3 separate regions of the Homo sapiens genome follow, and regions 2 and 3 are each linked to region 1. A link is a loop called in an ENCODE intact Hi-C map of the cell type or tissue named here. Cell type or tissue: CD14-positive monocyte. All regions are shown on one strand.

What was found. A loop is a pair of places that touch in the nucleus more often than their neighbours do. Peaks named below come from ENCODE experiments on the same cell type or tissue, not always from the same donor. Only the 100,000 strongest peaks of a DNase experiment are listed, where the experiment ranks them.
Region 2: it touches region 1 in a loop (2.8-fold over the local background); 33 of 110 quality-filtered maps call a loop at or near these places.
Region 3: it touches region 1 in a loop (3-fold over the local background); 3 of 110 quality-filtered maps call a loop at or near these places.

What each region holds. Positions count from the first base shown.
Region 1 is chr9:136,485,613-136,493,612 of GRCh38, reverse strand. It overlaps C9orf163 (chromosome 9 putative open reading frame 163), which reads right to left. Exons shown (of 1, transcript NR_172629.1): 1 at 7,546-8,000. Among named protein-coding and RNA genes, the nearest start is that of C9orf163, 6.1 kb to the right of the region's middle. RefSeq lists a silencer at 4,703-4,752. In CD14-positive monocyte, CTCF peaks have their summits at 4,592 and 4,811 (motif pointing left); a DNase peak (open chromatin) is centred at 4,842; H3K27me3 peaks cover 434 bases.
Region 2 is chr9:136,682,583-136,690,582 of GRCh38, reverse strand. AGPAT2 (1-acylglycerol-3-phosphate O-acyltransferase 2) reads left to right here and starts at 3,126. Exons shown (of 6, transcript NM_006412.4): 1 at 3,126-3,407. The coding sequence starts at 3,226. RefSeq lists silencers at 2,400-2,479, 2,950-3,149, 3,370-3,939 and enhancers at 3,660-4,521, 7,971-8,000. In CD14-positive monocyte, no CTCF peak of the experiment used is centred here; DNase peaks (open chromatin) are centred at 3,062 and 3,412; H3K4me3 peaks cover 3,307 bases; H3K27ac peaks cover 3,107 bases.
Region 3 is chr9:136,560,732-136,568,731 of GRCh38, reverse strand. No RefSeq gene overlaps it. Among named protein-coding and RNA genes, the nearest start is that of NALT1, 17 kb to the right of the region's middle. RefSeq lists enhancers at 1-225, 3,396-4,257, 4,258-5,118. In CD14-positive monocyte, CTCF peaks have their summits at 3,805 and 4,004; DNase peaks (open chromatin) are centred at 3,921, 4,521, 5,571 and 7,941; H3K4me3 peaks cover 1,594 bases; H3K27ac peaks cover 2,920 bases.

The DNA.
Region 1 (8,000 bases):
GCTGGGGGCTGCGTCTGCCAGCCAGCGCTGGGCACCAGGACCAGGAGGGGCCACCGTGGAACTGCAGTGAGTGGCCTGACTCTTGTCTTCAAAGGGGGTGACCCAGCCGGAGTCCTGCCCATAAAACTCCCAGCACCCTGAAATTCCACTCCTGGGGGTCTGTCCGAAAGAAGTGAAAACAGGGACTCAAACAAACGCACGTGGCCACTTGCTGTCCCGGCATCACTCAGTACAGCCACAGACAGCCTGAGCGTCCACTGCCAACGACGGGTCAGCAAAACCGTCTGCTGTGACGGTGAACCTTAGTGTCAGCTTGGCCGGGCCATTTCGCCAAACGGAGTGTGTCTCTGAGGTGTTCTGGATGAGGTTCGCATTTGCATCCACAGCCCGGGTAAGGCAGTCCGCCCTCCCCAGTGTGGGTGGGCCCCGTGCGGTCCGCTGAGGCCTGGGGAGAACAATAGGCCGAGTGCCAGGGGTCCTCCCACCCAACCGCTTGCACTGGACATTGGTCTTTTCCTGCCTTCAGACTTGGACTGAAAACGTGGGCTCTTCCTGGGCCTGGAGCCCACCGGCCTTCGGACTCGCAACGCCATCAGGCCTCCTGCCTGCAACTGCAGACCCTGGGAACTGCAGGCCTCGAGGTCGTGTGGCCAATTCCCTGCAATAACCTCTCCAGTGGCACGTCTTATGGGCTCCGCTTGCCGGAAGAACCCTGACGAATGCGCACGAGGGAATATGATTCCACCGTAGAAAAGGAGGCGCTGACACCCACCATGCGGACAAGCCTTGGAAGCACGGTGCTCAGTGAAGGGTGCCGGCCGCAAAGGGCCGCAGGTGCAGTGACTCCATTTCTATGGGGTGCCTGTGGTCACCGAACCCATGGAGACAGAAAGTAGATTGATGGTTCCCAGAGCCGGGGGGAGGAGGAAAGGGGAGTGGCTGCTAAACGGCCCGGGGTTTTTTTTTGTTTTGTTTTGTTTTTATACTTTAAGTTTTAGTTTATTGTGGCACTGTTCACAATAGCAAAGACTTGGAACCAACCCAAATGTCCAACAATGATAGACTAGATTAAGAAAATGTGGCACATATATACCATGGAATACTATGCAGCCATAAAAAATGATGAGTTCATGTCCTTTGTAGGGACGTGGATGAAGACGGCCCGGGGTTTTACTTTGGAGTGACGCAAATGTTCTGGGCCCAGGGAGAGGTGGTGCGTGCACAGCCCTTCGAGTGCACTAAATGCCAATAACGCGGACACTTTTTTTTTTTTTTTTTGAGACGGAGTCTCGCTCTGTCACCCAGGCTGGAATGTGGTGGCGTGATCTTGGCTCACTGCAACCTCCGCCTCTGTGTTCAAGTGATTCTCCTGCCTCAGCCTCCAAAGTAACTGGGATTACAGGCCCCTACCACCACACCCGGCTAATTTTTTTGTATTTTTAGTAGAGATTGGGTTTCACCATGTTGGCCAGGCTGGTTTCAAACTCCTGATCTCAAGTGATCCACCCGCCTCGGCCTCTTAAAGTGCTGAGGTTACAGGCGTGAGCCACTGCACCTGGCCTAACTCGTACACTTTAAAGTGGTTAATTTTAGGTTCTGTGAGTCTCACCTCAATATGTTATTTTTTTTTTTTAATTAAAAAAAGTTTTTGAGACAGGGTCTTGCTCTGTCACCCAGGCTGGAGTGCAGTGGTGCCATGATAGCTTATTGCAGCCTCAACCTCCTGGGCCCAGGTGATCCTCCCACCTTGGTCTCTCTAGCAGCTGGGATTACAGGTGCACACCACCTCACCCACCCAATTTTTTTGTTATTTTTTGCAGAGATGGGGTCTCACTTTGTTGCCCAGGTTGGTCTCGAACTCCTGAGCTCATGCAGTCCTCTCCTCACCTTGGCCTCCCAGAGTGCTGGGATTACAGGTGTGGGCCACTGCGCCTGGCCACATATGCAACTTTAAATATTTCAGTAGCCACATTAAAAAGGTAAAAAGAAACAGGCAAAGTGTATATTAATACTACAGCTTAGTTAATCCAATATATCAAAAATATTATTTTAACACAACATAAAAAGTGAATGAGTTTTTTTTTGTTGTTTTTTGTTTTTTGAGACAGAGTCTCCCTCTGTCACCCAGGCTGGAGTGCAGTGGTGCGATCTCAGCTCACTGCAACTTCCGCCTCCCGGGTTCAAGCGATTCTCCTGCCTCAGCCTCCCGAGTAGCTGGGATTACAGGCACCTGCCACCACGCCCAGCTAATTTTTGTATTTTTAGTAGAGAGGGGGTTTCACCATGTTGGCCAGGCTGGTCTTGATCTCTTGACCTCGTGATCGGCCCACCTCGGCCTCCCAAAGTGCTGGGATTATAGGCGTAAGCCACCACGCCCGGCCGTGAATGAGATGTTTTATATTCTTTTTGTTTGTTTGTTTTTGGTACTGTGTCTTTGAAACCCAGGATGTACAGTACACTCACAGCACCCTAGATTGGGCCTGGCCACACTTTAAAAGGTGTTCAGTATCTCCAGGAGGCTCACGTCCAGATTCGGACTCTTCAGCAGGATGCCAAGGGGGCTCCAGACAGTTCCACCCAGCGCAGGAAAACACCAAGTGTATCTTCAGCCTGGTGACTCACTCCACGCCGCTGCCGGCGTGAACCCCGAGTGTGGCGCTGCGTCCCTCTGGATAGAGCAAAGGAGGGTCCCAAGAGCCCGGAGGCACCAACTCATCAGGGCCCACAAATCAGGCCCCCGGCAGGCAGGGCTGCCTCCATCCAAGAGGGAAGCACGGTGCCGTAGCCCCCGGGCTGCTCCAGGGATCGACAGGCCTGTGCTGCCTTCATCCCAAAAGTCTCACTTGCAAAGGGTGTCCGTGGGGCTCAACTGCGTGCTCAGCGGTGGACTGATTTCGTTCTGTGTGGCTCCTTATCTCATCGTGGACCCAAATCCACGAACCACACATGAGGAGCTCTGCTGGAGGGGGCAGCACTGGGCAGAGGCAGACAAGGGGGAGCGTCACGCGGCTGTTTCCCGTGGTGAGCATCCACCAGCAGCGGTTCCTGGTGGGACACCGACGTATTCGTCTGCAAAAGTAAAAGTGTTTCAAAACAAAACCGGGTCCAGCTTGGTCCCGGTGCGTTGAAAGTGCTGGCGTTGGCCAGGCGTGGTGGCTCACGCCTGTAATCCCAGCACTTTGGGAGGCTGAGGCGGGTGGATCACAAGGTCAGGAGATTGAGACCATCCTGGCTAACACGGTGAAACCCCGTCTCTACTAAAAAATACAAAAAATTAGCCGGGCGTGGTGGCAGGCGCCTGTAGTCCTAGCTACTTGGGAGGCTGAGGCAGGAGAATGGCGTGAACCTGGGAGGCGGAGCTTGCAGTGAGCAGAGATCATGCCTCTGCACTCCAGCCTGGGCGACAGAGCAAGACACTCTCACAAAAAAAAAAAAAAAAAAAAAAAAAAAAAAAAAAAGTGCTGGCGTTAGTGGAGGTCTCTCAGAGGGGGCGTTGCAGGGCCTCCCACGTTACTCAGGCTTTGCAGACGAAGACGCAGGGTCAGTGAGTGAGCGAGCTTTGGGAAAGGCTGTTCTTCAATCTGCATCTTGAAGGTGGCTGGGTGGCGCCTCAGTCGCCTGCCCCGACGTGACTCCCGATCTGGCTGCTTTGTGTCTTTGCTTTCCACCTGGCGGCTGCTGTCCTGGCTGTTGCTGTACCTCAGTGTCCTCGTGGGTCAAGTGGGGACCTGGGTGCTGGCCCTGGGCCTGCGATGGTGAGCTGCTGGTGCACGCTGGGCATGGGGTGAGGGCTCAGAAAGGGAACAGCTCTTGTTATCGTTAGGAGGTTTTCAATCGCATTCTTTGTTCTCCACCTGCATGCCGTGTTGGCACAGTTAAGCCTGGCGGCCCCTTCAGCAGGTGTCCTAACCGTCTACATTTTAAGATGGACAAGTCTAGGCTCATGGAGATTGCAGGACTGAGCTGCGAAGCTTTATTCATGCCCAACACGACAGGTGCCAGGTGCCCAGGGCCTCAGAGGTGGGTTTCCGTTGTTCTTCACACAACCTTGAACTTGTGGCCCATCCCTGGACCTTACAGCACAGGACACACTCTCAGTGTTTGTTAGGAATCTATAATTTTCTGCGGAGTCACGCGTGATATTTGCTGTGGCTTTTGGTATATCTTCCACTCTATCGCACGGGATTTTCTGGTGAAAATGTGCCCTGGGTCCACACAAACGTGCACATTCTACCACAGCCTTTGTCGTTCTGTTTGGCATTTTTCCATTTAATAAAATGAACCTTAGAAAAGTTATAACTACGGCCAGGCGTGGTGGCTCACACCTGTCATCCCAGCACTTCGGGAGGCCGAGGCGAGAGGATCACCTGTGGTCAGGAGTTCCACACCAGCCTGGTCAACTGGTGAAACCCCCCTCTCCACTAAAAATACAAAAATTAGCTGGGCACCATGGTGGGCACCTAGAATCTCAGCTACTTGGGGGGGCTGAGGCAGGAGAATTGCTTGAATTCGGAAGGAGGAGGTTGCAGTGAGCTGAGATTGCACCACTGCACTCCAGCCTGGGGGATACAGTGAGACTCGGTCTCAAAAAAAAAAAAGAAAAGTGTATAACTTTACTTTTTTTTCTTTTTGTGGAGATGGAATCTTGCTATGTTGCCCAGGCTGGTCTCAAACCCCTAGGTTCAAGTGATCCTCCCACTTTGGCCTCCCAAAATGCTGAGACGACAGATGGGAGCAACCTCACCTGGCAAGCGTGCACCTGTTACTTTGGCCGACTCAGAGGCGGCTCTCTGCCTCCCCCTGGTGGCACTGCTCTGCCAGCGCCCCACAGGTCCTCCCGAGTGACCACAGGGCAGAAATGGCCCTCACCCCACGCCCAGGGCCATCCCCCGCGACACTGCTATTATCCTGTTTTACACATGAGGAAGCTGGGGCTCAAAGAGGTTAGGCGACTTAGCCAAGTTCGCCCATTCACTGAGCCAGGGCTATGTGATTCCCGGTCCGTGTCAAACCACGAGGAGTCACCTGCCCTCAGAGGAGCAGGAAGGCCTGTAGAGTTGATGCCATCCAGCCTGGTGACTTTTCAGACAGGGAGACGGCTGCTCAGAGGGGAGAAGGGGGTTGTTGGGCCACTTTGCCAGGAGTCAATACCATGGCCAGCCTGGCATCGGATACTTTGCCAGGAGTTAATGCCACGACTGGCCTGGCATCGAATACTGGAGCTCTTCCCAGCTCCACCCGGGCCCTTTTCTCTTCCCTATCTACAGTCCCCAGGCCACCAAGTCCATGTCCACCACTTAAATCATCACTCAATGCTCAGGACTGTCTCCTGCCTGCTGTGTGTGAACCCCGTGCTGTGCTGGGGTTGTGCCCTCGGGGACTCTCCCGGGTTCTTGGGGACTCTCCTGGGTTCAGCGCCTCTTTCTCCTAGGCCACCCAAGGCTGCCTCCTGGGCCCTGGCTCTCCCTAGCCCCTAGCTCGAACCCTAACCTGGAGAGCCTTTGGGGCCCAAACTGGTTGCATCGCTCCTGGCTGAAAAGCCTCTGGAAGCTTCCTATACTTCCAGACACCACCTGCGGGTCTCTTAGCAAGCCTACAGAGTCCACACTAGCCTACGCCCACTGGCCGCTCACCCCGCAGAAGCCTCATGTGGACTGTTCACTTCAGCCAGAAATGCTCCTTCTCCTCCTGCCTGTCCCCAGCAGACACTGCATGGTGCCCTCTGTATGGGCACCTCTGTGGCCAGCCAGCATCCATGTTCCCCGGAGGCAGAGTCTGGGCTTGTCTGTCTCACGGCCACAGCCCAGCTCCTAGCAGTGCCTGGGGTACAGCAGGGACTCAGCAGACATCTGTGCATGGTTTGGGGATAGAGGACTCGTGAGCTTACCAAGACCCTGCCTCAGCTCAAGGACAGCCAGCAGTTCCTCCTGTGGCCCTGGGGGCCTGCGGTCCCAGGTTACTGTGACATCGACATCAGCCTTGAGCTTTCTGCTTCATTCCTAGTGCTTTTTAGCACCTTACATGGTAAGTACTTGGCTCAATGATTCCAGAAAAATGTTCTCTGAGACCTGCTATGTGCCCAACATGCTTGAAGATGCTGGAGATGAGGAGCATGACGCTCCTGCAGTAACGAGGCTGCTGGCAATGCCGTCAATGTGCCCTGTGCCTCCGGGGAGGCCTGGTGTGGAGGATACGCTTGCCACCCTGTGAGGTCAGGTCCAGGAAGTCCTTGCAGGAGGCCGGGAAAGGGCAAGGCTGTCACCTTCTTTTACAGGGGAGGAGGCAGAGGCTTGGAAAGGCCAGGTAGCTTGCCCAAGGCTGAACACCTGGGTAGTGGCTGAGGGTCTCTGACTTCTGGAAGCTTGCAGTACAGCTGGACACACGGTAGTTAGCCCACCATTGCTGGAGCCATCTTACCTGTGCTCTGCTAGCCAGGTGGGCGCCCAAAAGGAGATGCCTTTGCCTGTGCTGGGAGGAGGCGCTGTGGGACCCATTCCCCAGCAGCCGAGAGCAAGGGCACATGTGCCAGGGCGGGGATGCACCTTCAGCCTCATGTCAGCCCTGGGAAGGCCTAGAAAGTGGACAGTGCTGTCTCGCTGCACACCCCTGGCGAGCACACCGGGCGAGCACTCCAGGTTAGGGTGGGGCTCAGAGGTGAGTAGAACACGGGAAGGGGGTGGCAGCGTGGTGAGCATGTTTGCGGACCCTATGCTGTGTGCTTGGCAGGCCTTGTGCATGGAAGTGAGTGGGACTGAAGCTCCCTCCACACTGCCCACCATGGCCCTGGGGGTCTGGCCTTCCCCTCACAGAGGTGACTTCCTCTCCTCTATGAGGGTAAGAAGAGGAAGCCTGGCCCACCCTCTGGCCAGCCTGGTGGCATGCTGACAGGGAACCCCTGCAGGGGCCTGATGAACAAACGCCACAGAACAAACTCTACGGACCCTGCCTCCAGATCTGCTTCCTCTCCCCTGATTCCAGCTTCCCAGCCCTATTCCCTCCTCCTCCAGGAAGAGCTCCGTGTCAGTGCTCTCCACCTTGGAGGCCTTCATATGTTTTTTTGCCTGGACCACCCAGCTAACCGTCTCACAGAGACTGCCCCTTCCTCTCTCCAGGCCAAGCCTCCAGCTTCAGCGTCCAGGACTAAGGGTCTGTGTCAGGGGCTGAGGACAGTGTCCGGCAGGGAGCAGGCCTGCCCAGTAAACCTCCACAAGCACCCAGACATACTCGCCACTGCTATTTTACACCAGGTAGGAAAGAGGAGCAGAAGCTCACAGTGAGGGGCCGTCCTGCGTTCACTGAGACTGCTGCTCTGCTGGGGGCTCCCTGGAGGACCGCCACTGGCCCGCCAGTTGTCAGCAAAGAGCCAGGTCCACCCATCAGCCTCTGGCATTTCAGGCCCCTATCATAGGAGGCTATAAGCACAGGCTAGGGGTGCTGAGTGCCTGCCTTCTAGACCAACACTGTCCAGTGGAAATGTAACACCAGCCCCATGTGGAGTTTTACATTTCCCAGCAGCTATGTCAAAAACAAAAGAAACAGGTGAAATAAAATTAAATAGTATTTTGTTTAATCTGATACATCCAAGATATTGTCATTTTAATATGCAATAAAAAATGATTGATTCGATATTTGCATCCTTCACAACCTACCATGTAGTTTACACTCAGAGCCCAGCTCAGTCTCACAGCAAGCACCAGCGGCCCCCGTGCTGGACAGCATGGCTAATGGGAGGAGCTGACCCGTCGGAGGCACCAAGGTCACGCTGTGACCAAGGCTGTGGTGACGCAAAGGCAGCGGGTTTCCTGGCACAGCCTGGAGGTGCACCAGCCTGTCCTGTGTGCTCTGCATAATGTGGTACAGCAGTGGTCACAGAGCTTTGCACCAGATGCTGATTCCAGCCCACCTAGGGGGGTTCAGGGAAGTGGTGACACTTGTGTCCAGCCTCCAGGTGTGAGCAGGGGCAGAGACTTGGAGAATGGAGAAACCAGCGGATGCTGCAG
Region 2 (8,000 bases), 200 kb before region 1:
GCCAGCCCGGCAGCTGCCTCCTGTCACACACTGGGCACGGCGAGCGTCACGTCTCCACTTTACAGATGAGGAAACCGAGGCTCTGGTGCCTTGGCTAACTCAGGGTTTAGGTTTAAAGCCAGATGGACTGGTCTTCAAAGCCCGGCTGCCCTGCCCCTGCCAGTCCTTCCTGGGCCACACAGCACTGGCTTCATCTCTGCTTCCTGGAATTGGAGAGGCTTGGCTGGTCCTTCCGTCCTCACTCGCTCCCTGAGCTGTGTGGGCTCCCCGGGCCTCAGCAGCCGGTGCCAACTCAGCTCTCACTGTCACCTGGTGTCATGCGCTGTCTGGCCGGGTCCCAGCAAATGCCCAGGAGGACTCTCAGCTGTCCTTGGGTGGGTACAGCCGCACGGCCACCACCGGCCCAGCACTCCCTGCCCCTGGTAGCTGAGGGCATCTCAAGGGTCAGACAGGGCGCTGGCCATCCCTACACAACAGAACCAGGCTCCCAGTCCCTCACCACACTCTTGGGATAAACCCAGCAGAGCCCATGCCAGCCCTCCCTGGGTGAGAAGCACTCATTTTAGAGAAAATCTCTTTTCTAGGCTGGGCGCGGTGGCTCACATCTGTAATCCCAGCACTTCGGGAGGCCGAAGCGGGCAGATCACTTGAGGTCAAGAGTTTGAGACCAGCCTGGCCAACATGACAAAACCCTGTCTCTATTAAAAATACAAAAATTAGCCGGGTGTGGTGTCGGGCGCCTGTAATCCCAGCTACTCAAGAGGTTGAGGTAGGAGAATCTCTTGAACCCAGGGGGCAGAGCTTGCAGTGAGCCGAGATCACGCCACTGCACTCCAGCCTGGGTGACAGAGCGAGACTCCGTCTCAAAAAAAAAAAAAGAAGAAGAAAATCTCTTTTCTTGGCATCTCTGCCAGCCCATAAGATTCTCTGGAGCTTTACTTCTAGAAACAAATAATGTGTTAGCTTCCCAAATGTGGCATTATATTAAAATACACAGTACTTCCTCATCACTCCCCAAGTCCCTGGCCCGCCTCCTCTTGGATCTTGTCGGAGGAAAAGTGGACGTTTCTCTCAACACTTCTGCAAGGTGCAGAGAAGAGGGAGGAGGTGAAATTAGGTCTCACCCTCTTCAGGAGAGCAGTGGGCAAAACCCCACCTTGTCTGGGGAGGCAACAGGGTCACCGTGTGCTGCCCTGGCACTGTTCCTGCCAGCCCTGGCAGGAGTCTTCCGGCTCAGAGTCAGCCTCTTTTCCTCTGTCACGTCCCGGCTGTCTGGTGTTCACCCTTGAGAGCCTCAGTTTTCCCTCTGTAAAATGGGGATGCCTTTGCTACTATGGAAAGTGTGTGCTGAGCACCTGCTATGTGCCAGACATTGGCCTGAGTGCTGGTCGCACATGGTGCACAAAACAGATGAGGCCCCACGGGCTCCATTCCGGGGGGAGGAGAGGAGGGAGAGGTGTCCAACACACACACAGTCACCTAGGGGTGCAGGAAGATGGTGGCCACCCTGGAAAGGTCGGTGGGCTGGGAGGTAAAGGACAAGAAGGGGGCTGGCATGTAAAGCCCCTGGACAGGCCTGATGGTTGTGAGGACTGGATTCCACAGCCAGGGTACAACCTGCTCGGGACCTGGGTGCACAGAGCCTCCAGCTGAAGGTGCTGTGAAGCCCCACTCCTCCAGGAAGTCCACCTGGGACCCCAGCCCACACCCCCGCATCCCCCAGCTCCCGGCAGCGGCACTCCTGTCTGCAGGGTGCACCCACCTCATCTGCCCTGGAAGATGAAAACCCCGCAGCCGTCAGCAGCCACCTCTCAGCCTCTCAGAGGCACAGCAGTGCAGCTCTCAGACCTCCCGGCTGCGGGGTGTGCAGTTCCGGCTCCAAGCGTGGAAAGAGGTCAAGCCAGGCCCTCCAAGCTGATTCCAGATGAAGCCCATATGGATCTGGAAGGAGACTGGGCTGGAAAATGCTCTCCTGGGTTTCGCTGTAAGATGCCTACAGGCCTAAGGCAAAAGGATGTGTCTCCACTTTCAAGAAAAGCTGGGACCGCCTGGGCAGGGGCTGCTGAGCCCAGGCAGCGAGACCCCACGTCCTTCAGGACCGCAGTTCCCCATTCATTTGAAGAGCAGTTTCTGTATTTGTCATTCTCTCAGTACAGTTTGGGGGGTGGTTACAATGTTCAGGGAAATGTTTTAACAGCTCAACTCTGCATCTGAAAAAAGAGGGGCCGTGCTCCCCTGCTGACCCGTTAGAGCGCAGGGCGGCCAGCACTCCCGCAACTGCAGCAAACCCAAGAGTCCCTATGAGGAGGGACCCCAGGAAACTGCTTTTCAATCTCCATCTGCTCCCTGAGGTGGGACGCCGGGTGGGGGCCGGGCCAGGTGACTGCTGCCCTTGTCCCAGCTGCACCTTGCCCTGCCACGCTGGCCGTGCTGCCAAGCGGATGTGAACGCCGCCACCTGACACCCACCTCGCCTGCCCCCGGAGCGTCCCTGGTGACAAGGCTACTTCTGGCACCCAGGGTGGGGCAACCCAGCCCCGCCCAGACACACGCCCCAGTTGGCCTGCGCGCCCCCACGAGTCTCCCCGCAGGGGACCGAGAACACCCTAAGAGCCAGGCTTTCTGCCAGGTGGCCACTGGTCACTCGGGGGCGGTTCCGGCGGCCCTTTGCGTGGCCACCGGCCTGGCACGGGCGCATCCCCGCTGGTTTTACGCCCTTGGGGAGCTGTGGTTCTGCGCGCGGGAGCCTGTGGCTGCCCCGGCAGCGGGGGGAGGGGGCACCGGGCGGGGCAGGAGGCCCAGACCATGGGGGGCAGCGCCAGAGCCCGAGCCACCGGCAAGCCATGATGGGGGGGTCCCCTGGGACCGGGAGGGTGGGAGCAGAGCGCCAGAGCCTCGGTAACCTGGCAGAAGGCTGTGGGGAGGGAGCGTGGAGGGGAGGTCCGGGCCGGGTGACCCAGGGCGGGAAGGGGGGGCCGTGTCGGGGCGGGGTTGGGGACAGTGGCGGGGCGGGGCCTGGTGAGGGGACCGTGTCGGGGCGTTGTTGGGGACAGTGTCGGGGCGGGGCGCCGCACCTAGCCCTTCCCTGCCGCGCGCTCCTCCCCCACGCCGCGCCCCGCCCCGCCCAGCCCCGCCGCCCTCGCAATAAGGGGCCTGAGCGCGCGGGGGAGAAGCGGGAGCGGGAGCGGGAGCGAGCTGGCGGCGCCGTCGGGCGCCGGGCCGGGCCATGGAGCTGTGGCCGTGTCTGGCCGCGGCGCTGCTGTTGCTGCTGCTGCTGGTGCAGCTGAGCCGCGCGGCCGAGTTCTACGCCAAGGTCGCCCTGTACTGCGCGCTGTGCTTCACGGTGTCCGCCGTGGCCTCGCTCGTCTGCCTGCTGCGCCACGGCGGCCGGACGGTGGAGAACATGAGGCAAGGCCGGGGGCCGCCGGGAGGGGCCGGGGAACCGCCGCGCCGCTTCCGCTTCCCTAACTTTCTTCTGGGCTTCCCTCCTTCCTGCCCCGCCCGTCCCGCCCCGCTCCGGGGCTCCGGGGAGAGCGCGCCTGGGCCGGCGGCAGGCACAGGAGGGGGTCCCGGAGTCAGGGGGTCCCGGAGTCACGGGGTCAAGGAGCCGGCGTCACAGTGCCCAGCACCCCACCCCCCGCCCTGGCCCCGGGCGTCTACACCGGTTTCGGCCTCCGCCGCGTCCCTGCAGCCCGGCGTGGGGTTCCGGGGGTGGAGCAGCTTTCGGAGAGAAAGGGGGCCGGTCCGCGCTGGGAGAGGCTCAGCCCTGCTTCCTGAGCGGGGAAACCGAGGCCGGGGCGGCGGGGACTTGCCCCAGGGCTATTGATCAGGGCGCACGACGGCGTGGGGGCACCCCTCGGCCTCCCTCCGACCCCCTCCTGACTGTCCGCCCGGTGATGGGCGCACCTGTGGGGCGGGTTCCCCTTTCTCTCCCTTTCCTCTTCGCAGGGAGGTGGGGGACCCGGAGGGGACCTGCTTCCGTGCTGGGGAGCGCGCCCCTGGCCTACAGCTCCGGGGGCCCAGCTTCCAAGCGAAGGGAAGGAAGAGTTAGGACTAGGGTTCGGCGGGGCTGAAATTTTCCCCTGGACGCCTTCCAGAAGGTGGGAGCTTGGTTTTGCCAGGCTGGGGTTGGGGGCCAGAGGTCAGACTGGGCTGCCAAAGACGGCGGGGGCTGCCTGCTCCTGGGCGGGGTGGCTGCTGGAGAAGGCTCTTGCCTGCCCCCTCTCCCTGTTAGCCGTCCCCAGGCTGTTGCTACATTTCTCCCTGCCCTGTTTGGACTGCCCAGCCAGTGGCTTTTGCAATGGCCTGGGGTGGGGGCATTGTGGCCCCAGAGGCCCCCTTCCCCGTGGTTCCAGGGGCAGTGGGTGAGGGTTTGCTAGCTCCCTGCACTCGCTGTCCTTGCCAGCCCTGGGAGGGCACTGAGGCTGCTGGAACGGGCCTACAGTCATGGCTTCCAACGGAGCCCCAGAAGCTCCAGGAATATGAAGGAGGACCCTGGGCCTGATGGTGAGCATGGAGAGTCCGAGAAGGGCCTGCTGGCTGCTCAGCCAGACGTGTGTGACCAGTGGTGATGTGGGCCAGGTGGCCCAGGCCGGGGTCCCGGGGAGCGCACACTCCAGGGCTGGCCCAGGTGGTGACTGGCGCTGACGTCCCCAGTGGAGCACCCTTCAGCGAGGAAGGCAGTTTGCAGAAACAGGGAGTTCCTGGGGGCTGGGCTCTGGGCACCTGTGCTGGAATCTGTGAAGGCCTCACCTGTGGTTCTGGCCCTGGGATCCCCTGTAGGCAGGGGTCTCTGTGAGGGGCCCCCCTCAGCCCCTGGGGTGCTTCAGAGTAGGGGCGAGGGTGCGGCTTTCCCAGCTGAGGAGGGGCCAGTCTGTGGGTTCCTTGGGGTGCCCCCCACCCCGAGGAAATGGCTTGTGTGGTTCTGATGCCTGCAGGGCATCCTGTGCTGGGCGTGTCCTGGGGTGTGGACAGGGGACGGGGTCCTGTTCTTTTGGCAGAAATGATGGGGCACCTGACTTAGGAGACCCTGGAGCAGACCCCACTACTGAGCCAGGCCACAGGCCACGGGCCTCTTCATCGGCGGCCTCCTCGTGTGAGAAAGCCTGGCTTGTTCTGCAGGGGCCTCTGCCTGGACTTCCTAGCTGTTTTCCAGGGACCAAATCACAGTTCACCTGCTGCCCTTTCTATGGACCTGGCAGGCTGGGTTGGCTGGCACTGGCCCTGCTGCCCCACTGGGCCCTGTCCCCATCTCAGCTTGGAGATTCTGGCTAACCTGGGTGTCCTCGGGACCTGGGGCCTCTGATGGTGCTTGGATGGGACCCTCCTGCCGCCCTCACCTCTCCAGGGCAGCACCCAGGCTCAGGCCTGTGGAGTAGTGGCTTCCGGGACACTGGCTACTAACAGCAGGTGCTTTGTTCCTGCTTTGGTCCCTGAAGAGAAGGGAGGGCCAGAGGGCAGGGCAGTCTGGAGGAGAGGCCTGGGGCTCCATGGCTACCTTCCCCCACACCTCTGCACGTGCTCCCCAGGCCCCAGGGTCCCTGATGACTTCCAAGACTCCCAGCAATGGCTAAGAGTGGGGCTGTTGCGAACGTGCGTTCCCTCCGTGGGGGCCGTCGGGAGGGGTGAGAAAGGCAGATGAAGAGCAGGCGCTTTGTCACTCCAGGGAAGGGACCCGGGGGGCTGGAAGGGAAGGAGGGGATACTCGGCCTCTGTTCCTGCTGTACGCCACGGGTGCCTCCAGCCTCAGGAACAGGGATTCGCGTGTGCTCTGTGTTACAAATAAGGACACTGAGGCTGAGATAAGCAACTTGAAACTGGGGCAGGGTCCCCAAGCCAGGATGGGGTGGAACTGGGGTTCGAACCCACTGACAGTGACTCCAGAGTACCTGCTTTTCCCTTTCCCCTTGTTCCCAGCCCAGCGCTTGGGGCTGGTGAGGCAGCCCTGCGGCAGGCCTGAGCTCTGGGAGGGGCGCTCCATCTTGCCCCTGAGCAATGGCTGCCCTGGCTGAGGCCCAGCCCCTCCCCACGGGGTTCCAGGCGGCACCCAAGAGACCCCCACCGTCTACACCGTAGTTCTGAGCGTGTGAGGGACAGTGATGGGACTAGAACCTCTGAGGCAGCCTTCGTTCCCACCGGGCTTGGGGCTGAGACCACGGACCCCTTCCAGGCAGGGGGTGTCCCCTGAGCCCTTCCCTGTGTGCGCAGTTACGGTGGAGCTGCAGGGGACGTTTCCTCACCAGGGGCCGATGCCCTGGTACATCCATTCGACAGAGGAAAGCAAAGCCCAGAGCGGCTCCGTGTCCTACAGCTGGGTTCAGCTACAGGATCAGAAAACCCTCAAGACAGCAGCTTAATCCACAGAGAAGTTTACTTTTTCATACAGCAAAGGAGACCAGATGGGCAGCCTAGGGAAACAGCAGTTAGTTTCCGGCTCCTTTGACCTCTATTCCCACCATTTTCAGGGTCCCAGACAGAAAAGGGGTGCTCTTCCTCTTAAGGATGCTCCCCGAATTGAACCCCACGCTCTGCTGGTATCTGGAGGCCGGGACCTAGTGGTTGTGGCAGCTCCTGGCTGCAGGGCAGGCTCCTGTCCCCATGGAGCACGTGCCCACACCACACGCCCAGTGTGGGGAGAACGCACAGGGGACTTGGGATGTCGGGCAAGGTTTGACCCAGATTTGCCGGCCAGTGCATGGTCCCGGGTCCTCTGACAGATGTCCGGTGATGACAGATGCCATCGGGGGCCCTGTGTCACCACAGCACTGGGGTCTTAGTCCCAAGGGAGACCGTGACCTTGGTCCTCCAGAGCGCTCCAGGTGTCTCTGTGCAGGCCCAGAAATTGGAGCTGTCCTGACTGAGGGATGGGAGGGCTTCTCTGGCCCCACCTCCTTCCCGCCCGCCACACCTGCACTCCTACACATCCGCTTTGAGGAGTCACGGGGACCCCCCACATCCGGGTGTTTGTGTGGGCTGGACCCCGCACCCCTATGGACCCATCCCGCCTTGTGCTGCAGCTTGGATGACACTTGTCGGAAAACACCAGATTCCTCACTGGGGTCCCTGTCCCCGGTGGCCCCAGCGAGCCCCAGCAGAGGGGGAGGGGGCTGCCCTGAATGAGCTCACGCAGCTGAAGATGGGCAAGTCCTGGCTCAGAGAGCTGCTGGGTCTCCTGGGAGTGTCCCAGCCCAGGACCAAGGCAAGGGTCAGCGAGTGGCCTTCCACGAGGACAGCCTGGCCAGTGGCCTGGGCCCTGACCTAGAACCGCCTCCCAGCTGCCTGAGCCAGGTGCTGGTGGGATTGGGGGCTTAGGCACATTGAGGGGCCTTTTGCTTCGATTTACTTTGGACTTTTTTTTTTATTTTTTGAGACAAGGTCTCGCTCTGTTGCCCAGGTTGGTCTTAAACCCCTGAGCTCAAGTGATCCGTCTGCCTCAGCCTCCCAAAGTGCTGGGGTCACAGGCATGAGCCACCGTGCCCGGCCCCACCCATTTTGGATTCTTCCCCCCCTCCCCCCCACCCCCTAGTCATCCCCATCACAGCCACTGTTGGTGGAGGTCCTGCCCTGGCCCGATGGTGCCCCGGGTGTCTCCGCCTCATAGAATGTAAGCCTGCACACCCTTCCACAAGAGCCTGGGAGGTCAAATGCTTTGCCCGAGGCCATAGCTGGGAAGAAGGGAAATGGGATCCAAATCCCCGTCAGGCCCAGAGCCTGAGTGTGGGAGCAGCCCAGGTGCCTGGGGGCTGAGCTCAGGCGGTCTGAGGAGGCTGGGTTCCTGCAGACCCCAGAGGGGTCTCTTACGGGGCTTCGCTCGAGGCCAGTGGACTCCAGTCTGAGGGCTCCTGAAAAAGACTGAGGCAGCACCTGGGCTTTCCCTCAGCAGGAGCCCACTGCTCCGATGCCACCAGAAGGGCCCAGTCTGGGCTCAGCCTCACTTAGTTTTGGGTGCTGGGCTGCTCCCTGGGCCTCCTGCCTTGCTGGGCAAAGCTGGCACAAGTCACC
Region 3 (8,000 bases), 75 kb before region 1:
GGCCATCAGCCGCCCCGGATGTGGGTGGAGGGCTGTCCCTCCTAAGGAGCTGTGAATGGCCCCACTCAGCCCCCACCACCACCCTCTCCCTCCCTACCCCGCCCATGACTCCTCCAGCCTGTTCCTGCTCTAAGGGTGCCCTCGGGAACACAGGCCCTTGGTCCCCAGAACAAGACCTCTATTTTGGAAGGGGAAACTGAGTCCGGGTGGCTTCTCTGCACTTTCGATTGGCCGTTAGAGACCCGGGTTTGAGCCCCACCCACAGCCTGTGGGCAGATCACCTCCCCTCCAGCTGGGGTGGGGGCTGCCGCCCAGAGAGGGCGACCTGCACCCCTTCTGTTTTTCAAATTGAGTTGAAACTCACATCCATCAAAACCGTACAGCCCCGTGGCATTCGGTGCAGCCGGAGGTCGTGTGGCGCTGCCTCTGACTCCCAAACGTTTTTTAAGGAGCTCCCTACCCGCTAAGGAGCCATCACCCCCTCCCTGGTCCCATCCGCTCTCTGCACCCGGATCCCCGGGCTGGCCTGCTCTGGGCGTCTCATGGCAATGGAATGTGACCGCGTGTGGCCTGGGTGTCTGCTGCCTCACAGAGTACAGGGTTTTCGGGGCTTCTCCGCACGTGGCCTGGGTCAGACTTCGTTCCTGGTCGTTCCCATTCATGCTCAGGGAAGTGCTCAGGTCTGAGGGCCTCTGCCGGTCCCCAGGACCGCCCGGGAGCCAGGGGCTCTTCCAGCCCCCCTGAAGGAAGGAAGCGCTGCCTGGTTTTCAGGAGAGAAGACTGAGGCGCGGCGGGCGAATGGGCTCATCAGCAGTCACAGAGCAGGGCTTCCCCGAGGGTCCTGCCACCCAGCCCCTTCTGAGAGGCGGAGACTGCACTCTCCAGCCTCAGGGGCCTGGTGTGGCCCTGAGCACAGTGAAAGGGACAGAGGCTGCAGCACCTGGGGAAGGGCCGAGGGAGCCCCTCCCACGCATAGCAGCCTGGGGGAGGCCAGCCTGGGCCCATCCCATCCGCTGTGCAGGGTGGAGAAAGACATCTCACCTCGCCTCGTTTGCATCTTATGTAGGTATGGAAATGATTAATGGTGAGAAAAATGTCTGCCGTACCCGGGGCACCTTATAGGCCCGAAATTCACAGGGGGCCGGGCAGACCCTCCCCCCACAGCCCAGGCAGACCCTCCCCCAACAGCCCGGGCAGACCCTCCCCCCCAGCCCTGGCAAAACCTTCCCCCGGGCAGACCCTCCCCACCAGCCCTGGCAAAACCTCCCCCCCCAGCCCTGGCAGACCCTCCCCCCACAGCCCGGGCAGACCCTCCCCCACCAGCCCTGGCATACCCTCCCCCACCCAGCCCGGGCAGACCCTCCCCACCAGCCCTGGCAGACCCTCCCCCCCAGCCCTGGCATACCCTCCCCCCCCCACAGCCCGGGCAGACCTTCCCCCCCCAGCCCTGGCAGACCCTCCCCGCAAGCCCAGGCAGCTCCCTGGGGCTGTAGATCATCCTCGCACTCAAGTCTTCAGTAGAAAGGACAGATTGTTTGCCGGGAGATGTACAAAGCCCAGCCACGGCCACTCCCTGGCCCGGGTCAGTTCCCAGCTGCTCTATCTGGGATGGGTGCCAGTGGCCAGTGTGGGGCATGGGGCTCAGGGCAGCCTGAGGGACAGAAGCCCTGGCCGTCCGCCTTCCCGCATATCTGCCTTTTTCCCGCGTGTCCGCCTTCCCGTGGCTCGCCAGCTTTGGGGTCTGGCAGAGGCTCAGATCCTCTCCCCAGGAGATCTCCCTGGAGTCCCGGGACCTCCTTGGGGCCTGAGTGGCTGCTGGAGTGGTCTGGGCCCCACCGGCCTCTGCCTTTTCCTCACCCGGTCTTTAACGTGGACCCACCTCACAGGGCTGTTGTGATGACGAGTCAGACAAAAGAGAAGCAGAGCCCTCGGCTGCCCAGTCGTTTGCTGTTACCCCTTGCTGCCGTGAGAGCCCACCGGGGACCACCTGTGCACCTGGGGTGCGAAGGCCTCTCCTCGGCCCGCCCTGGTTAGGGGGAGGGCAGAGTGCCGGCCGCACTGAGTCCTGAGTTGCCTTCTGGCCTGGCAGACCCGGCCGCTGCTGGCCAGAGGTGGCTGCGCCCCAGGCCTGGTGCTTCCGGGGTCGGGGTCCAGGGACTCAGCCGAAGGCAGGGGTCCCTTGTCCCCACCCCAGGGCTCTGTGCTCCTTGGGACCCGCTGGCCCTTGGGGGCTCAGGTCCTTGTCCCCCACCTTCCCCATCCAGAGGCCTAGGCCTCACTCCAGTGTCAGCACACGGTGTTGGTGGAGGGGTTCCACCCTCCCCTGATCAGACCCCTGACAACCCGCCCCATCCTGCCTCAGTCTTCATCCCTCCTTGTTCATGGGCACCTGCCACGTCCAGCCCTGTGCCTGGCCTCAAGGGCCTCGCGGGCTCGCAGCAGCCGAGCGGGTGGGAAGGGTGAGCCACATAGATTGGAGAGGGACGGAGGTTCGGGGAATGTGGAGGGAGCATCTGCGGGACTCCCCAGGAGCCACTGACTCTTCCCTCCCCTTTGGGGCTGCGACCCCCACAGCCGGTGTCATTGCTGCATCCCAAAGGCCTGGGGCCTGGAAACCATTCCCAGGACAGCTGGAGCAGGCCCCAAGGGGACTCTCTGCCCATTAGGGAGGGGGTCTGCTGGCCCCAGTGGGAACTGGCTCCTCCCCTGCCACCTACTCACCCCGCCCACTCAGAAACTCAGAGACAGACCTTGGAATCCTGACCCCTGCGGCCTCATGGGGAAAGTCTCTGAGTTGGGGTGAAGATAGAGTCCCATAAATCATATTCATTTTGGTAAGAGGGTCCCCCATAGATCACCATGTGGCCAGGACCGGGGCGGAACCTGGCAGAACCCATACCACCTCTTCCCCTGCAGGACGGCCGGGGTGGCCATGGGGCACCTCCTCCCTCCCACACGCGCAGGTCTCGAATTCACAGCCCTGGTCTGCTTTGCCGGCTGAGAGTCCTTGGCGGCCGACACATCCACGTCTCTACCTCCCATCCCATAATGAGTGTTTCCCACGTTGTTAGAACTTTCCACAGGCATTGCTTTTAACAACTGCACATCATTCAATTAGACAGACGGGATGGTTTTCCCAGCCGGGCCTCCCCTGCATCTGGGCCGGCTCCAGCTTCTCCCGGTTATAAATAACGCGGGCGGGGGCGTCTCCCACGGAAGGTTTTCTGGCTTCGTGCTATTTCCTCGGGATAAACTCCCAGAAGGAGAATCACTAGGTCAAAAATGCGAGCATTTTATGCCTCTTAGGACACACGGTCGTCAGAAGGAATCTGGACTCCATCTGGAACAGAGCGAGGACCCCTCTACAGAGCCGGGACCTTCTCCGGAAAGGAGCTGGGCCTGCATGGCCGTGCACAGATGCCGGGAGTGCGGTGCTCTGTCCACCCAGGACTCCGCTTGCAGGGCCTCACGCTGCATGGCTGACCCAACCCAGGACTGCGCTTGCGGGGCCTCACACTGCCTGGCCCACCCAATTTCAAACAGTTCTCACGCTAGAAGATGCACAAAGCCAGCTTTACATTTTGGGGAATGATTCAGAAGGGCCAGGGACCTGCCGAGACACCTGGGGCTTCTTTGTGGGGCCCCATCAATGGGAGGCGGGGACCCTTGGGTCAGCCCAGACCCTGCTGGGCCTCAGTTTCTCATGCCCAGCTCCAGCCGGGAGCCTGGGCAGGTCCAGAATCACCGCACACGCAGAAGGGCCTCACTAGGACGGGGTGAGAGGTGAGGCTGGGAGCTGGGGCTTCCTCTTGGGAGTCCAGCGGGGCGACTGCCGCCCACGTGTGGGCTCCCTTGAAATTCACAGACACACCCAGCGCGGTTGCTGGCCGCAGTGCTGGCTCAATAAGGCCAGTGGAGTCAGACAGTGAGAAGTCACCATTTCCTGCTGATCTGAAACATCTTGTGAAACCCTCTGGCCCAGCCCTTTCCTTTCTCGTGGCAGCCTCTGGTCCCCTGTGGACTTTCCTGTTTACTGCACCCCAGAGGTGGGCCCTGACCTGGTTGAGCTGGGCTTAGCTGTCAGATTCCATTTTGGGCCTCGGCCCCCAGGTCCCGGCCTGCAGGCAGCTGGGCTGGTCGGGGCCGGCTCCTTCATGCAGCCAGCGCATTAGCTCCAGGCCTGGGGTGCTGCCCGCTGTGCCCCTTCCTGGAAGCCCTCCCTGCCTCTCCAGCGGGAGACAATGCAGCCTCTGGGGCAAGGCAGGAGGCTGCGGGCAGGCTCCAGGGACCTCCTGCCAGGCGTGGCTGCAGGGCGCCCCTCCCAGGTGAGGCTGGCAGCTGCCTCCTGGTCAGGTTCACACCCACCCTCAGCGTGCAACAACCCCCCTCCTCAGCCCCTTCTGCTGTGACCTGGGCTGCTCCTCCCTGCGGTCACTATAGGAGTCCCACGGCCCTGTCCCCAATCCTGCCCTTCTGCCTAGTCCTGGGCCCCTCCCCTTGAGCACTTCCCAAGCTCTGAGCCACAAGCCCGTGGGCCTCTGGAAATCCCAGGGCCTGGGGTATGACGGGGCCAGGGAGGGGGAGATTTGTCCCGGGGCAGCTGCTTTGGGCAGTTCGCTCTCGCATGGAGGGCATGGTCCAGGCCCTGTCGGGTGGGCAGGTGGCCCCACAGCTTTCTGGGCAGGGGTCTTGCCTGCTGGCCTCATGCTGAGCGCACCTGATCAGCCACCCGCTGCGTGTCTCACCATAGCCCCACTGTACAGGTGAGAACATGGAGCTGACTGAGGGAACAGTGTGGACGCAGCAGAGTCGCCTGAGAACCCAGCTCCATGGCCCCCACGCCAGCCACCAAACCCCTCTGTGACCTGAGAAACAGAAACCAGACTCAGCCCGGCAGGTGTCAGACCCTGGTCTGGTTGGTCCGCAGCGGCTCCTGGCTCAGCGCAGGGACTGCCAGGGTCCAGGGGCCCTCAGGGGACTTGTTGAAGCCCAGCTCCTGCCAGGGAGGACAAGAACTCTCTTCTTCCAGGAGTAAACAGAAACGAGGGCCTGGCCCTGGGGTCCTAGGTGCCTCTGACCCCACCAGGAACCTCTGAGTCTCCCGAAGCACCTGCTGGCAGGGTGGGTGCAGCTCAGCATGTGGGAGGACATCGGGTCGCCATTTCCCGATAGAGCCAACAGCCTCTCCTCAATGTGCTGTGCGGCCAGCCTGCCCCAGCTGGCTCTGGACTGAGGAGGTGGGCGCAGGGACTACAGAAGGGTCCATGCTGGTGGGGGGCCCACTGCTGGGCCTAGGCAGGAGAAGGCTCCAGGCCAGAGGCCGCTAGCAGGGCAGACCCCAGCCTAGCCACGCGGGCTGGGAGGAAAGGGGAGGATGCGGCGTCTGCTGTGACAGGCTTTGGGTCAAGGGTCTGCTCTGAGCCCCGAGCTCACCGCCACAGGGGCTTTCCCAGGCTGGCTTGGCAGCGGGCGGGGGCTCAGGGGAGCTCAGGAAGCGGGTGGTTCCCACAGCAGCGGCTCAGGCAGGCGGCCCACACACCCAGCCAGCGGGCTCCCGTGGGAAGGAGACCTGGAGGCCGGGGCTCTCCTCCCGTCTGCTCTAACCTCCTGGACAACCTTCAATGCTGTCCTTCCCTCTCAGGCCTCAGTTTCCCAGTGATCTTGAGGGGTGGTCGCTGGAGGTCAAAAGGGGAAGATGACTGTTCAGTTGCCTTGTAAGCAGTGAACGCTTGCAGAATCACAGCAGCTCCTGGCGTGGCTGGATCCAGGGCTCCGGCAATGCTGCCTGGACTTTGTGTCTGTCCCTCTTTGGGCTCCCTGACCCTGATGTGGGCTCCCTCCCTGGTAATCCCTTCCCACGGTGTGGCAAAGATGGCTCATGTCCCCCAGGTCGGCAACTCCCCTGGAAGATAGGGTCTGCACAGGTCCTAGGCCCCCCTGTTCCAGGCAGCCTGGGCCCAGAAGTCCAAACACGTGGGCAGATGGTTAGGGGAACAGTGGGTCCCCAAACCACAGCTGTCCACTGAAAGTGCTGACCACAAGCCAGGCCCAGGGCCAAGCACCAAGTGCCCACTGAGCCCACCTCATCCCCTCACAGGTGCCAAAAGTGAGTCCATTCCACAGAAGGGCACCCAAGGTGCAGAGCGGAAGTGTCACCTGCCTGAGGTCACCCAGCTTCAGGCAGAGACCAGGTGGATATGAGGATCAAGGATCCCGGTTCCACGGGCTGAATTTCAACTCCTGAGCTCTCCTCGGGCTTCCCCAGTGATTCTGGAGCCCTGCAGGGCAGGAAGCGAGTCCTAATGCCCATCCCAGACCTGCCGCCTCAGTGTCCCTTCCTGCCTTGGGGGGAAAGCTGGGGTGAGGAGGATGCAACAGGGGCAACCGTTGGACCCCAGGGAGAGCCCAAGTCCTGGGCATAAAGCACAGCACATTCATTCCGGAGCTGGGCCTCACCTGGGGCAAATCATATTTTCACTCTAAAACAAATGCAAACTCAATGATTAAGATGAGCTACACACACTGGCTCTAAGGTGAACAATTCAGGAGGGTTTGGTCGCACGCGGCCAGCGTGGGCCCTCAGTAGCGCCTCTGGGTGGAGCTCTCTCGGGAGTCTTCCCTCTCGGCTGTGGGACTCGAGGCGGCCAGGAGAAGCCAGAACTGAGGGCATGCGGTCCACGCAGGAGCACGGGAGCCACGGGCCACGGGGTCCCCTCCTCACAGGAGCCACTGGTCGCGGGCAAGCACTGGGTGGTGGTGGAGTCCCAGATGAGCTCCAGCACTGTCCAGAGAAAACAAGGCTACCGTCCAGCACACGTCCTCACTCACCCCGGCCACGGTGATCTGACCACGGCCACGACCAGGCCACGGGGCCTCCCCACCACTGGGTCAAAGGCTGTTCTCAAGAGACTCAGTGACTTTTGGAGCACAGAGCATCTTGGGTTAGTCTCCTGTCCACTTGGTTCCATCAGCTGAGTTGTGCAGGGGTTCCTGGCCCACCTGGAACGCAGGGCCTTCCTGAGATGCCAAGTACCCTGGGCTACAAGGGAGAGTTCCCGTGGCTGGAGGGCATGGCCACCGGGAGGACGCCACAGAGAAAGTCCCAGGACCGATGCTCTGAAAGCTGACCCAGTGCTGCCTCGGAGGGCCCCGGCTTGACTCACCACCCATCCCCGCACTAAGTCTATGCTGACCCTGGCATGCTGCACCCACCCAACCCTTGTCCTCTGCAGGTCCCAGTCTGGTGGGGCAATGGGCACCGAGTGAAGTTTTAAGAAAATGACTGTGGTTTCCAACCATAATGACGAGCCCAGCAGTCTGGGTTGTGGGGCTTGTGGAAGGCTCCATCAGAGGGTCCTGTGAGCTGAGGAAAGGGATCGAGCTGGACCCCAGGACACACTTCTACCCCTAACTCTGCTCCTAGGGGCTCTAAAAAGTAAAGGAGTGTATTAGGCCATTCTCACACTGCTATAAAGAGCTACCTAAGGGCGGGCGCAGCAGCTCAAGCCTGTAATCCCAGCACTTTGGGAGGCCAAGGCAGGCAGATCACGAGGTCAGGAGCTCGAGACCAGCCCGACCAACATGGTGAAACCCTGTCTCTACTAAAAATACAAAAATTAGCTGGGCATGGTGGCAAGCACCTATAATCCCAGCTACTCAGGAGGCTGAGGCGGGAGAATCGCTTGAACTTGGGAGGTGGAGTTTGCAGTGAGCCGAGATCAAGCTGCTACACTCCAGCCTGGACGACAGAGCAAGACTCTGTCTCAAAAAATAAAAACTACCTGAGACTAGGTAATTTATGAAAAAAGAAGTTTAATTGACACAGTTCTGCAGGCTGTTCAGGAGGCATGGCTGAGGAGGCCTCAGGAAACTTACAATCATGGTGGAAGGCAAAGAGGAAGCAGGCACCATTTTCATATGGCCAGAGCAGGAGAGAGTGCGAAGGGGGAAGTCCATCCCGTGCTTCAATCATGGCCCACCAGGCCACGCCTTCAACATGT